Regions from separate parts of the Homo sapiens genome. Here region 1 is linked to region 2. A link is a contact called in ENCODE Hi-C or POLR2A ChIA-PET data. All regions are on one chromosome and are shown on one strand. The core of a region is the stretch at or near the end of the contact, and the rest is flanking DNA. Distances in the headings are between cores, read along the strand shown. Region 1 holds the start of GRAMD1B (GRAM domain containing 1B). Region 2 holds the start of ZNF202 (zinc finger protein 202).

Evidence for each region. A loop is a pair of places that touch in the nucleus more often than their neighbours do. ChIA-PET counts read pairs that join two places held with the same protein, here RNA polymerase II (POLR2A). Pooled maps may share reads with other maps.
Region 1: a loop to region 2 is called in a map of CD8-positive, alpha-beta T cell, with 11 times the contacts of the local background. The contact joins the promoter of GRAMD1B here to the promoter of ZNF202 in region 2. A Hi-C loop is called at or near these places in 4 of 168 maps with a recorded cell type or tissue (CD4-positive, alpha-beta T cell, CD8-positive, alpha-beta T cell and naive thymus-derived CD4-positive, alpha-beta T cell), 1 of 37 single-sample maps with no recorded cell type and 8 of 50 pooled maps. POLR2A ChIA-PET finds 5 or more read pairs at or near these places in 1 of 52 experiments (activated CD4-positive, alpha-beta T cell).

What each region holds. Positions count from the first base shown.
Region 1 is chr11:123,429,008-123,431,892 of GRCh38, reverse strand. GRAMD1B (GRAM domain containing 1B) reads right to left here and starts at 1,624. Exons shown (of 20, transcript NM_001387025.1): 1 at 727-1,624. The coding sequence starts at 1,100. It overlaps LOC124902776 (a long non-coding RNA gene), which reads left to right and starts at 679. Exons shown (of 2, transcript XR_007062928.1): 1 at 679-946. RefSeq lists silencers at 997-1,046, 1,157-1,486.
Region 2 is chr11:123,740,143-123,742,929 of GRCh38, reverse strand. ZNF202 (zinc finger protein 202) reads left to right here and starts at 1,270. Exons shown (of 9, transcript NM_003455.4): 1 at 1,270-1,381; 2 at 2,394-2,513; 3 at 2,738-2,787. RefSeq lists enhancers at 88-685, 1,675-1,884 and silencers at 1,275-1,324, 1,365-1,494.

The DNA of each region.
Region 1 (2,885 bases), core at 375-2,874, 310 kb after region 2:
TGTGTAGAGCTGCTCTAGGGCGCCCTGCAGCAATTCTCTACGTGAGGGAAGCTCAACCTTCTCCCATTACCCAGATGCCACATTGACCTAGGCAAAAAACTAGCTGGTACAAACCACAGTCTTGTAGGTATCGATGTCTAAAGACTCTGATATGGTAGGAAATGTGACTCACTCAATGTCAATATTTCACTTCCACACAAGTGAGCCAGTTAAGGCAATCCGGTGTGGCCAAACATAAAATAAGATTGAAACGGAGTCCTGAAATATAAACCACTTAACTGTTCTCTGGCCTTTTACTATCTCCTTCTGTAGAAAGGGAGCCATAGTAATACCTACCTCAGAGAGTTTGCGTAGGGATGAAATCTGGAGGTACATGAAGTGCGCAACATAGTGGCCCGCACATGGTAAGGGCTCAATAACTATTAGCTGTTATTATTTTTATTATTTATTTCGCTGCGAGGATCAAGGGAGATGGAATGCAGCGTAAAGCCCCACGTAAACGTGTCGTGCAACATGAAGCCCCTCACCCTGAGTTGGGGAGCGGGTGGCACGCGTGGAAGCTGAATGCCACCATCCCTGGGACCAGGCGCAGCGCCCTCCAGAAGCGCCTCTGGTGACGGGCTCCTGTTCTCCCCCAGGACGTTTCCCCCAGAATGCCCCGGGGCCCTGGACGGCTCTGGAGAGGACGGGAGGGAAGGGAAGGAGACGGGCGGAACGGGGACGTACCTGCTTTCACTGCACTCCTTCCGCTCCCTCACCCTCAGCCACTTGCGGAGGAGGAAGCGTTTTCGGCGCGGGGACGCGCTGGGTGTGGAGCAGTTGGACCACGGGGTGTCCTCGTCGCTGGAGGGCGTGATCTCGATGGACGGCAGCTGCAGGAACTCCTTGCCGGGGGCCAAGACGGCGGGCAGGTCCCGGGCCAGCCCGGCCTCCAGGCTCTGCTCCTGTACGTTCTTCATGCGGCGCATCTTGAAGCGCCGGCGGCGAAGCGTGGGGGTCGACGAACTGGACCAGACCGGGCTGCCCTCGGGCGCACCCTGCGGCTCGGGCACCTGCAGGGCGGGCAGCGGCCGGTTCTCCATCATGTTGGCCGCCGGCATGGGGGCCGTCGCCTCTGCGCTCCCCCTGAGCCCTCCGCCAGCGGCCTGGTTCGCGTCTCCCTCTGGCTGTTCCCCACCCTCGGCCCCGCGGCACACTCCCCAATCCTGGGGCCGAAGGAACAAGTTCCTTTCCCGGAGCGCAGCGAGGAAGGGACGCGAGGGGACGCGGCGTAGCGCGCCGCCGCCCGGAGTCTAACTTTTCGGAGCGCGCGTCCTCCGGGCCGTCAGCCGCCGGCGAGGCCACCCGGGAGGGGCGGGAGCCGCCTGCCAGCCACTCGGCAGCCCTCCTGGGGCTCCCCTCGCGCGCCCGCTTGTTTTTCTTCCGCTGCGCTTCCTCGCTTGCTGGCGTCTTTGCCTTAGCGGGACTCGGCAGCCAGGGGCCCCAGGGGGCGGTGCAGCAAACTCTCAGCGGTTTGCGTTCAGCAGACCAGGTTGGGGAGCCGGCTTGGCGCTGCAGGGAGGTAGAGAGCGGGAGGAAGAGGCAGTGGTAGGAGGGAAAGGGAGAGAGAGACAGAGAGAGAGAGAGAGAGAGGAAGCGAGACACTGGATAAAAACAAAAAAGGAGGAGGAGGAGCGGGGGCTGGGGGCGGGGTGAGGGGGGCTATCCTGAATGGGCTAGCACTGGCAGCGACCGCTAGTGTAACTGTACACGGATTCCCTCGGGGAGGGACTCGACCTCCAAGTAAAGGCTGCTCCAATCAGCCTACTGAAATAGGATCACAAACCAAACTTTCTCAGGGCAACGATTGGCCAGGCAACTCCCATTAGTCGAACTCGGCTATTTCCTTGGGGGTGGGGGGTGCAGAGAAAGGGGAGTCAATGAATTCAGTCCTCACTCTCTCAGGCCACCCATGATACAGGGTTGAAGGAAAATGAGGAGACTTTTCAACTAGCTCTTGTCTCCTAAGAAAGGCAGTTTAAATTATTTGGGGGCGTGAGTAGTGGCACTGCAGGCCGGAGTATAGTCAGAGGAGGAAAGCAAGGTTGCTGGAGGCTGCTTCCAAAATGACAAGCTGAGAAGAGGACAGTTCTCCCGTGGCGGCGTGAGCTGAGGATACCAGACATGACATACCAAGGAAAGACAGACAACAGGGTCTGAGAGACAAAGGACACAGGACCAGTAAGGAAAATGGGGCCTGAACCCTGTACATGAGCCAGCTGCCAGTACCATAGCCGCGTCCCTAGCAAAGAATGAAATGAGGAGTCGGTGAGCACCCACAAAGCAATGCATCCAACAGAGCCCCAGGGAGTCGAGGGTACCCCCCCTTACATTGCTGAGGGCTGATTCAGTTCTGCTTCAGCCTGCCATGGACTGAGTCACAGAATCCAGTATGTCCCCATGTCATGGAACCTAGGAAGTCTGGTTCAGTCCTGGTAGCATCCCAAGATGTGCTGAACCACACTCACTCTCTAGACCCAGGCCCTAAGAGATCATCAACCCTAGAACCGATCCATCCTATTTAGGTGCTCTCTGTGGGCACTGAGTCTAACCCAGCCCAGCTCCTAGAGCAGGGCTGTAGCAGCCATTCTCCTCCTTCAACCCCAGCCCAATGCATTTGTCTCTTGGGTCAGTAACTGTTTTGTTTTGTTTTGTTTTTAAGAGACAAAGTCTCACTCTGTTGCCCAGGCTGGAGTGCAGTGGTGCAGTCATGGCTCACCGCAACCTTGAATTCCTGGGCTCAAGCTGTCCTCCCAGCTGAGCCTCCTGAGTAGCTGGGAGTACAGGTGCGCACCACCACACGCAGCTAAGTTTTATTTCTTTTTGTCGATATGAGGTCTTGCTAT
Region 2 (2,787 bases), core at 21-2,520:
CCTTTCCAGTTCTCAGGCCTTCAGCTTTAGACTGAATTATACCACCAACCTCCTTATTTCTCCAGCTTGCAGTAAGCAGATGGTGGGACTTCTCAACGTCCATAATTATGTAAGCCAACTCCTTATAATAAATCTCCTTTTATATGTTTATACATACCCCGTGTGAAAGGAAAGTGATTTGGGGCCCCCAAAATCACTAAAGGGAAAATTCATGCTGGGAACTGCTTAGGGCAAACCTGCCTCCCCTTCTATTCAAAGTCACCTCTCTGCTCACTGAGATAAATGCATATCTGATTGCCTCCTTCCGGAGAGGCTAATCAGCAACTCAATGCAACCATTTGTGTCTTATCTACCTATGACCTGGAAGCCCCCTCCCCGCTTTGAGTTGTCCTGCCTTCTGGGTTCACACCTATTAGTTCTGTTTCGCTAATACACTGCCACTCCACCAAAAGTAACTAATCCTTTGGTTCAAACCCAGTAAACAGATCCCAGCAATGTGTCCCATGAAAAGGAAGTGGCACATGGCACGTGGAGAGTGGTGACTTACAGGGTAAAAGGGACAGAGAGCAAAGGAAAATGTCAAGTATGGGCAGAAAGGTCACCGAACGGACAAAAATGAACAAATGAGATCAGGGAAGACAGCCTGAAAGTAAAGAAATACGAAGCAACACTCAAAGGAAAAGAAAGAACAGTGATACCATAACTATTTTCTTTCTGAGCTTCTGATGTTCCATTCAGTTCATGTGCAATGTATCATTTAGTCCTCAGAGTAACGGTATTATTATGCCCGTTTTATATGATGCACAATAGGGTTCAAAGATGGAGAGATTCGGCCGAGGCCCTGCTGCTGATGGTGACTGCAAGAGCCAGTATTCAAACCTAACGCTGCCCTTTTCTACCATGTTGCAGCGGACAATGCAAAGAAAAAAAAATCAAGAAAAACACGTAGAGGTATCCAAATGAAAACAAACACACAAAAGATCAAAAACAGAAAAGAAAAAAGAAAAGAAAAAGAAAACCCTTGCAGAAGGTATGCCTGTAAATGAAAGGCCCAAGATGTTAATTTATTCGCTGCAGAGTGGAGTTAGGGGTCGCGGACGGCAGCTGTGGGGTCCGAGGCTTCTTCGCACTGGGTCCTTGGGGAGCACTGAGCCGCAACCCGCGGAGGGCGCATAGAGAGGATCAAACCTCCCACAGCCTAGAAAGGCTCCTACTCGGCGAGAAGGCGGGGCGAGCGATCGCTTCCGGTTCCGGGCGCAAAGGCCCCACGTGTTCCGACCCGCTAGGCCCCGCGCGGCTCGGATCCGGCGGCGCTGTTTCGGTCGGGAGTGGGTGGGAGAGAAGCCGGGGCAGGGGAGGAGCCGCCGGAGCTGTCGGAGCCGTGAGTCCTGAGTGGGCTGGGCTGGGCCGGGCCGGGCTGGACCGGGCCGGACCAGATCGGGCAGAGCCGGGCAGGGCGGGGAGGAGGGGGAGGGACCGGAGACCCCGCCCCCCAGAGTCTGGGGAAATCGCCGTGTCCTGGGGAAGGGGTGGCGGCGGTGTACTGAGGGTGCCGAGACGTTGTGGTCTCTGTGTTTCCTGGTGGCCGGAGCCAGTATCTCCGGGGACACGGATGGCGCTCCCGGCTTCCTTTCCTTTCCAGCCACCGCCCTCCGCCCCCTCCTGGGGCCTGCAGAAATGTAGTTAGTCCGTACCTCGTACCTCCTAACGCTTCCGCGCCAACTGTCCCCCCGGAACCGAGGGAGGAGTGGTCTAGGCCCCTTTATTTTCCGCAGCTTTTTCTTACCCCTCCTCTCAGATTGCTTAAGATCATCTCCGCGGGCTCCTTGCCCCGGCTAGCCCCATCTCCTTACACCACCAAGCCCCCCTCAGCCCCCCAGCACACACCCAGATACACTCACCCGTGATCTTGTCACCTGTGATGATAGTAGTCCTTGGCGTCCATTTGGCCAGAGGCTTTTCAGCTGCCACTGTGACAGACCCTGAGGTCCCCTCAAGCCAGTAGCTGCTGTCTCCACTTGCAACTTTCCTCTCCTCCCACTCCTAACAGCCAGTTTTGGCACCTCTTCTCAGCACCTGCGTTACTTTTAGCAGGAGTATACCTACTTCTTGAGTGTCTTGATTAAAAATTTGTTTTTGTGCCATGGATAGGCTGTGTTCCTTCAGAAAGGTGTCAGTCTAATTTTTGTTTTTCTGAACAATGAATGTTCTCATCTTCTAGGCGCTTTGATAACCCTGTCTGCCTTGGAATCTGTACTGACCTCCCCAGAGGGAGACTCTTAGACCCAGCCTTTCTTGAACAACCTTGGTCCTGGGGAGCAGCGCTAGATCCCAGGCTCTCAATTAGAGGCTGGGCTTAGAACTGTTGCTTTTTCTCTATCCACGCTCTGCAGGTGACACCCAGGGCAGCTACACTCAGAAGCCACAAGGAATGCTAGTGGAGCCCCTCATCCCTCCCAGCTTCTCTTCCAAGCTGCCCCGTGGGGCTTGATCCAGGAAGCTACTTCAGAAAGGTTGTGGGATAGCCTTGGGAGGAGGTTTGTTGGTGGGAAGCGTGTGAACGCGGAGCAGTCTGGGATAACTTTCTGCTGTTACTATCTAGCATAAGAGGGTGGGCAGGGTTGGAGAGAGGACAGGAATTTTTCCTCCTAGGACCAAACGCCTGGGATTCATAATCTTTCACCCTTTCTCCTCCAGCTATACCCTTTTTGTACTCTGTGTATATACTATATTGCAGTAGACAATCATTCCAAGGGTACAACAAGGTTTACCACAATGTGAGGGACT